Linked DNA regions of Homo sapiens: region 1 is linked to region 2. Evidence: read pairs that join two places in POLR2A ChIA-PET (ENCODE). Cell type or tissue: MCF 10A. All regions are shown on one strand. Links, peaks and the distances in the headings refer to the core of each region. The heading gives the core; the rest is flanking DNA. Region 1 overlaps C2orf80 (chromosome 2 open reading frame 80). Region 2 overlaps IDH1 (isocitrate dehydrogenase (NADP(+)) 1).

Evidence for each region. Peaks named below come from ENCODE experiments on the same cell type or tissue, not always from the same donor. Only the 100,000 strongest peaks of a DNase experiment are listed, where the experiment ranks them.
Region 1: POLR2A ChIA-PET joins it to region 2 with 6 read pairs; 12 of 35 experiments call an interaction of 5 or more read pairs at or near these places.

Annotation. Positions count from the first base shown.
Region 1 is chr2:208,173,408-208,177,808 of GRCh38, forward strand. All of the region lies in intron 6 of C2orf80 (chromosome 2 open reading frame 80), which reads right to left. Among named protein-coding and RNA genes, the nearest start is that of CRYGA, 12 kb to the left of the region's middle. In MCF 10A, for the core only: a CTCF peak has its summit at 2,114 (motif pointing right); a DNase peak (open chromatin) is centred at 2,104.
Region 2 is chr2:208,248,404-208,252,804 of GRCh38, forward strand. IDH1 (isocitrate dehydrogenase (NADP(+)) 1) reads right to left here. Exons shown (of 10, transcript NM_005896.4): 3 at 3,027-3,164; 4 at 1-257. The coding sequence starts at 3,148. Among named protein-coding and RNA genes, the nearest start is that of IDH1, 4.5 kb to the right of the region's middle. In MCF 10A, for the core only: no CTCF peak of the experiment used is centred there; a DNase peak (open chromatin) is centred at 2,128.

The DNA.
Region 1 (4,401 bases), core at 96-4,095, 75 kb before region 2:
AGGTCAGGAGATCGAAACTATCCTGGATAACACTGTGAAAACCCGTGTCTACTAAAAATACAAAAAAATTAGCCAGGCGTGGTGGTGGGCACCTGTTGTACCAGCTACTTGGGAGGCTGAGGCAGGAGAATGGTGTGAACCCGGGAGGCGGAGCTTGCCGTGAGCCGAGATCGTGCCACTGCACTCCAGCCTGGGCGAGAGAGCGAGACTCCATCTCAAAAAAACAAAAACAAAAACAAAACACCAAAACTCAAAAAATGTGCAAAATTAAACAATATATAGATTAGAAATGCATATGTGGTAAAACTATAAAGAAGTAAAAGATAGTAATCAACACATAATTCAAACTAGTGGTAACCTAGGGCGAAAGGAAGGGTATGAGACAGGAGAGGGTATGCAGAGAGCTTTAAAGCTGTTAATACTGTTCCATTTTACACACTTGGATTTGTTTGTTTGCTTGGTCTTTGTCTTTTAAATATATATTGGTAAGTGTTCATTTGGACACAATTAATATTGAAAGTGTGTTTTTAATCCCTCATTTACTATTATTATTATTAATTTTTGAGACAGGGCCTCACCCTGTCACCCAGGCTGGAGTGCAGTGGCGAGATCTTGGCTCCCAGCAGCCTCCACCTCCCAGGCTCAAATGATCCTCCCATCTCGACCTCCCAAGAAGCAGGGACTGTAGACACACAACACCATGCCTGGCGAATTTTTGTATTTTTTGGTATAGACAGGTTTTTGCCACGTTGCCTAGGTTGGTCTCGAACTCCTGGGCTCAAGTGATTCTCCTGCCTCAGCCTCTTAAAGGGCTGGGACTACAGATACTGCGCCTGGCCAATTCCTCATGATTAAGATCTGTCAATATTGAACTTTTGTTTAAAACATAGGTCCCTCCCCTTATCATGAAAACATTTTAAAATTTCTGCACAATTCGGTCTGAGTCAGCATCCTCCAAAAAGAGAAGATGCTTGGCAAATTACTGGAGTAAGTGTGAGAGGGTGGAAGCCAGGCCTATCACGAAGGGACCAGGTTGCTATCAGGAGGAAGGAGGGTGGTCATCCCGAGTGGGGGCGAACTTGGAAATAACAGCACTAATATGGAAGGTCCCCTGGTGCCACCATCGTGTGCTCGATACGTGCAGTCTCACTGAGTCCTCAGAGTGATCAGGTGTGTTTGGGTAAGTGTAATCATGCCTGTTTAGACATGCCTATTTACATATGGGGAAATTGGGAATCAGAGAGAAATAACTTATCCGAAGACACACAGCTAGCAAGTGACAAAGCTGGGACTGGACATCAGTCTGTTTGCCTGTGACATGCCCTGGACTTGGATGTCAGTTAGGATGGACTCGAATGATAGCCAGTCAGACGCCGGGGTCCGGCTGCATGAAGAAAGAAGGAAAGCAGAGGTTCTAGTGCTGTCTGACCACCTGCCTTTGTCTCTTTCCTCTTTCTGATGTGCTCATTTCCACTCTCTCTGTCTCCCTCTTTCTCCATCAAATGGAGCTGAAGAATATTTTTATTTTTGTTCGATTTGTTGAAGGAAGATTTATGTTCTCTTTTCTTCAGGTTAAAATCGAATAAGACATGGTCGGGCGCGGTGGCTCAGCCTGTAATCCCAGCTCTTTTGGAGGCCGAGGGGGGTGGGTGGATCAGTTGAGGTCAGGAGTTCAAAACCAGCCCTGCCAACGTGGCAAAACCTCGTCTCTATTAAAAATTCAAAAAAAGTAGCCGTGCGCAGTGGCGCGCACCTGTAATTCCAGCTACTCGGGAGGCTGAGGCGAGAGAATCACTTGAACCCCGGGGGGGGGGGGGGCGGAGGTTGCAGTGAGCCAAGATCACACCACTGCACTCAAGCCTGCGTGACAGAGTGAGACTCTGTCTTAAAAAAAAAATGAGTAAGACATTTTATATTTATCCGGGGCTAGTTGTCAATAACTCTCACTTGCGTAAGGTCTTTAGTTGAATTTTTTCTATGAGTCCAGAATCCTCAGCAGAAAAAAGCTCCCAATCAGCAAAAAGCAGTTCCCTCTCAGGAGGGAGAACCCGAGGCTAACAGAGTAGGTGAGCAATCCCGCGCCTATGACTCCTTTCTACCATCAGGTGGCAGCACATAATCCCGGAGAAAGCCATCCAGCCTAGCACAGTACCCATATTGTGTCATGCGGCCAATTCCAGTTGCAGGAAATTCTTCATAATCTGATTAGTATTCAACAGAGTTTTAAGCTTTTGCTTGGGAAGGATTTTAGCTGTTGCTTAGGAGACATTTTATCGGAAGGAATCATTCAGATATATGTAGCAATTAAAGAAGAATCTCTTGCAATATCGTTTTTTTTTTTAAAAAACTCTAGTTAAAACCATTTTTTGAAATTATGTTAAATTCCAAAAGACTCTTTTAAAATAGGTTTACCGTTCAGTCTTTGAAATGCTACATTGCTATCGAGAGGTCCTGCTAATGCCTAATTCAAAATGTGGCAAAAGTCCCTGTGTGCAGCTGATGTGTAGCTCCAAGAGTAAGGCCTGAACTGGCGTTCTGGAGGCGGGGAGCTTGTGAGGCTCACGGGGCAGATCCTCAGGCTCTTAGACTCTTGTATTGGTAATTCAAATTACGCCCTCTGTGATCACTGGTTGTCCAAAAGAGGCAAAGTTTACATTGTGTTAATAATACACGTGGATGCTTGATTAGCTATTTAATTTTTGAATATTTAGAGCAGTGGTTCTCAATCTCATGTGATTTTGCCTCCCTGGGGACATTTGGCAAAGTCTAGAGACATTTTTTTTTTTGAGACGGAGTCTCCCTCTGTTGCCCAAGCTGGAGTTCAGTGGCACTATCTCCACTCACTGCCACCTCTGCCTCCTGGGTTCCAGCAATTCCCCTGCCTCAGCCTCCTGAGTAGCTGGGATTACAGGAGCCCACCACCACACCCGGCTAATTTTTGTATTTTTAGTAGAGATGGGGTTTCACCATGTTGGCCAGGCTGGCCTCGAACTCCTGACCTCAAGTGATCCGCCCGCCTCGGCCTCCCAAAGTGCTGGGATTACTGGCGTGAGCCACGGCACCTGGCCGACATTTTTGTCACAACTGGCGAGAAGCTCCTTGCATCTAATGGGCAGAGGCCAAGGATGCTGTGAAACATCCCACAATGCACAGGACAGCCCCAGAACTCCATTCCCTGAGTAGCAGAACTTTAATTAAAGCTATTATTTGGAGGTTACCATGGGCCAAACACTAAGGGCTTCACTGATTCTAACTTACTTCATTCCCACGACAACCCCATCTTTGCGTCCCTGTTTTTACAAATGAAATTGAGAATTACAGAGGTTAGAACATTTGCCCAGAATTATTCTGCTTGTAAGTGTGGAGCTGGGATTCAAACCCAGGAGGCCAGGCTTTGGAATCCTAGTGCTTAACATTACACAACCTGCCTCTCAGATAATATATCTATATATATACTATATATACATATGTATACATAGGTGTATATATATACATATCTGTGTATACATATCTGTATACATATGTATACATATCTGTATACATATCTGTATACATATGTATACATATATACAGAAATGTATATGTATACATATATACATATATACAGATACATATATACAGATATAGTACACATATATACTATATACATATGTATACATATACGTATATAGATAATGTATACATATATAGTAGTATAGTAATCAATGGCTCGATTTTATATATATACATACATATATATTATATATAGTGTGTGCATATATATGTGTATATGTAATATACATTATATTATATATTATAATATATATAATCGAGCCATCATTCACATCACATAGCAATAAACAAAATACAAGCGGCCAGACGTGGTGGCTCACGCCTGTAATCCCAGCACTTTGGGAGGCTGAGGTGGGTGGATCACCTGAGATCAGGAGTTCGAGAACAGCCTGACCAACATGGCGAAACCCCATCTCTACTAAAAATACAAAATTAGCCAGGCGTGGTAACGCATGCCTGTAATTCCAGCTACTCAGGAGGCTGAGGCAGGAGAATCACTTGAACCCGGGAGGCGTAGGTTGCAGTGAGCCGAGATTGCACCACTGCACTCCAGCCTGGGCAACAATAGGGAAATTCCATCTCAAGAAAAAAACAAACAAACAAACAAAAACTAAAACACAAAACAAATACAAGCCTTTAAAAAAAAGTCAGCCTCTGTGATAATATTATCTCTTTCTGTTTAGAGCTGGTTATTGTCACTGATTGTGAGAATGGGGACTATGTGTCACTGAACAGAGAAGGTGCTGAACAAAGGCTCTTTAATGAATAAATGAGTGATCAGATGGATAGGTAGAGATTGGTTGGTCCACTTCTACATGGCCTGTCTTCCCCTTCTAGCACCTTTATTTA
Region 2 (4,401 bases), core at 174-4,173:
GTTTTACCCATCCACTCACAAGCCGGGGGATATTTTTGCAGATAATGGCTTCTCTGAAGACCGTGCCACCCAGAATATTTCGTATGGTGCCATTTGGTGATTTCCACATTTGTTTCAACTTGAACTCCTCAACCCTCTTCTCATCAGGAGTGATAGTGGCACATTTGACGCCAACATTATGCTTCTTTATAGCTTCTGCAGCATCCTTGGTGACTTGGTCGTTGGTGGCATCACGATTCTCTATGCCTAAATCATAGCTTGAAAGAGAAAAATTAGAAGCAAAGTTTTTCAGACAAATGGATAGTTATAACCTACAACTGCAGTGATGGCATATAGAGCTCATTATGCAGAAAGCGAAGGCTCTGAGTACACCAAAATCTGCCAAGTTTTAGCACTGGCACACCCTAAACACAGAAGATGGGTGCCAACTACAAAGAGAACTAAGAGAGGCTAGACTGCTGGGCTGCCCCTCCTCTTGTAATGGGAAGCTGTCTATCAGGAAAATGAATGGAAACCATCAAACTCTGCCCTTTGCCTCCTGTTTTTCACCAGATAGAGGCAATAATGGCCTGGTTTCTCTCCATATAATTAGTATAATAAGTGTAAGTCTAAGGACCACCTTTTTCCCTTAGTAAATATTGCTCTTTAAAAATAAAAGGGGGTGGGAGGGGTTAAAGGATTTTTTGTATTTTGACGTTGAAGTGGTGGGAGGTAAAGATGTGACAGTTGATGCCAAAAATGCGAATGACTACTTCATTAATGCCAGTTAGTCATAAAATGAGCCTTTCCCTTTTTTTTTTTTTTTTAGATGAGTCTCGTTTTGTTGCCCAGGCTGGAGTGCAGTGGCACGATCTTGGCTCACTCAACCTCTGCCTTCCTGGGTTCAAGTGATTCCCCCGCCTCAGCCTCCCCAGTAGCGGGGACTACAGGCATGCACCACCATGCCCAGCTAATTCCTTCTGTAATTCTTGAGCAAGTGTTTGCTCTGGAAACAAGCCTACAATTTATTGGGTAAGTAAAGGAATCCATCAATGGTTTTCTACATACCAGAGAGTAATAGCTTAATATACACCAACACAAAGATTGCAGGTCATTCAGAGCTGAAAGAATGTTAGTTGTCCAGGGAGCATAGAAAATGACTGCAAAGCTTTATTTGAAGCATGCAATAGTTTGTTAAAAAGCAAGAAAACAAAATAATGTTTTGTTTATTCTGTTCTCCAAGGATTTAAAAGGTTTTTCAGCTCTTAAAACCTGCCTCTAGATTTCTTTTTGGTTCCCTTATCTTCCTTTCTTAGATCTCCTACCCAACTCATGATGCAAACAAAGAGATAGTAATCTTGACATATTTCCAAATAAAAATAACTTCCAACTGCTTCGACTTTAGATAATTCATATAAATCTAACAAAGTCATGTCCTTTGTTATCTTCTTGCATAGGAAATGTTGATCCAATCCCAACTCCAACAGGAAGTATGATCAGTAGTTTTCAAGTTCCTAGGAACCATTTCTCATAAGGAGAATCTATCAGCAAATTATTAGATTTTTTGCTTGTCTTCTTAACATTTCTAAGAAGATAAGAAAGGAAGGAACAAATTGCCCAGACCACTGTCCAGCCTACATAAAACAAACTACCTGCTCCATTCTCCTGAAAAAGAACCAGTCAGTGATAATAATAGGAATTTTGGAAAAATTTAAAACTTGTTTGAGCCTCCAAAAATTATCTAGTCTGCAGCCACCAAATTTTTTCCTCCTAGTCATAGTGACTCCCCTTTAAAACTCCTCATGATTCCACACTAAAGAGGCTCAAAGCATCTTTAGTTGCAGCCATTATAAGGAAAAGAACCCTGCCAGTTCACCTACTGTCATGTAAAGTCCTGAAACAGGAGTTCCTAAGATGCTTTTTTTTTTTAACCTAGTTGGAAGATGTTTTTATGCCTAATTTCTTATGTTTGGTTGACTTCTGCAAGTATTTATATCTTATCATGATTTCAATATAGACATCAGCAGCTTAGGTTTAGAACAATTAAAAAGTATGTTTAATGACATTATGTGAATTAAATGTCTCCACTCAAACAGGTCCTTAGGACAAATTTTGATGACTAATTCTGGGCTGAGGCAAACACACTTAGAGTTGCCAATAGTTTGGCTGAAACGTGTTGCTCAATATTTTTCTATGCCAGTCTTCAGCCACTTTACCCTTTTAAAAATTCTATCTCTACCTAAAGGTACAAAGAACAGAAGCAAGTTTATGAAAAACACAGCGAAAAAAATGAGAGAATTACATAGACTTTTGCATCTGTCCCCAGGCACTTTACACACAGGGCAAAGGGACACAGGATTTAAGGGAATTTTGCTGGAAAGGAGGGGTTCAACTAAGAAACATCATGAATTCTTTCTGCACTACAATTGTATGAAAAGGGCAAAAGGTGAGGCATGAAAAGGAAACAGGTCCATTGACTAAGTAAAGTGATAGAAAATTGAGTTTGAAATGACAAAATTGTGTTAACTGCATTTAGTTTACTGTTTCTTACATCCTCTCTTATTTCCCTTTTCTCAATACATTGTACTATTCTTAGCCACTGTTTTATTACAAATAAAACCTTCACAGGAAACAGAAGGTTAGAAGAATCTGAAAATCATTCTTTCCCTTATAATTCTTGACTTTTAGATGATAAATCCAGTTTTTCTAGCAGTATGTTAAAATTAGAAGATTCATCTGAATATATTTAGGCTTAAAACAAACTTTATTCACAAAACACAGCTATATCTATATAAAAAAAGCTAACTTCACCTCAAAATAATTCAGATTATATTCTTTTTTTTTTTCCTGTTTCTCCTTCCCTTTTTTTTCCTTTTTTTTTTAAAGTGATGGGGTCTCACTCTGTTGCCCAGGCTGGACTTGAATTCCTGGTCTTGAGGGATCCTCCTGCCTCTGCCTCCTAAGTAGCTGGGACTTCACGTGTGCACCACCATGCCCAGCCAGATTATCCTTTCTGAGTTTGCTACACGGAGGGGTAACTCATTTACCTATGTAGATCCAATTCCACGTAGGGAAAAATGAGTTTCTCTTTAATCAATTCCCAAATGATTCGTGTCATTTCATCTCCTTGCATCTCTACCACAGAACCGCCACTGATTTTTTTGGACATTTTGACTTCAATAAACCTAAAAAGAAAAAAAAAATACATGCCTTGTCATTTATTTCATTATAAAGTGAAATATATAAACAACGTAGTGTTTATATAAACAACGTAGTGACTACTAAAAGAACAATTCATGCAATTCAATTTATGTGTAGTTGAATAAAAAGCTAGTAACAGCAATTCTATTTACCATTAGAATTGAGTATCTTCTCTGAACAAAGTATTGTGTTATGTTTCACACGCGGTTTCTGAGCTAGCCCTCATAACAATCCAAAAAAATGGCCATCATTTCCCCATTTTACTTTGTTAAAAAAAAAAGAGCTTTCCCAAGGCCACCTAGCTAGAGCGTGGCAGAGCCTGACCCTATAACGTGCCCTTCATAATGCAATCATTATTCTCAACTACTGGTTTGTCTTAAGAAATGAGATTATTTCCACAATCTCATGTTTATTGAACACTTCAGTCCAACTCATCATTTTACTGGGCTCTCAAGATGTCCAGAATGGTGAGTGCTAGCATTTCTCCTCCTTTAAGAGGCTGTTTTTGTTATTTAATAAAAATAACTAGCCATGAGGAGATTCAGCTGGTTCCTGTGACCCATATTCAGGGAAACTTTAAGTCTAAAAGCGAGACGAAGAATTCCTGGTGGAACTGTTTTCCTAGAGATAACACAGACATTGGAGATGTGGGGCTAAATACAACAAAGTGATTTCTCAATTAGAAGAATCTCTATACAGTAGGGCCACTGCCCAGGACCCAAGCATGTCCCTGTCATCTTCTTCTGGCTGTTCACAGGCAAGGGTAAGCTGCTAGTGAGTGGGATAGGACAAACTGTGCATTGTCCTAGGAAGACAGCACTTTAAGGATAGGGTGTGGGGGTAGCATATACAAATCAATCTGATTCTCAGAAAGTGCAAGGTTGGACGCTTTGGAAGAAATGAAACTGTCCCAGCTTGTCCCTAGAGGCAGAAGAAGCTCTGAGCCTGCTAAAAGTTATCTATTCCTTCTAATGATGCTCTAATCGAAACTCTTTTTTAATCCAACAACACAGCTGCAAATTGCTTTTATTCTCTTAAGGACTAAAAAAGTCAAGAGAATTGACTTTAAAGAATTATTAGATAAGAAGCCTAAAATAGTCTTTCTTGAAAAATTGAGCTAAAGTAATTTGGTCTTTAAATAAAAATGTAATGATTAGTAGACAGTAAGCGTCTGTTTCTTGACAAGCCTGGATGTATTTCCAATCCCCAGGCCCATTTTCA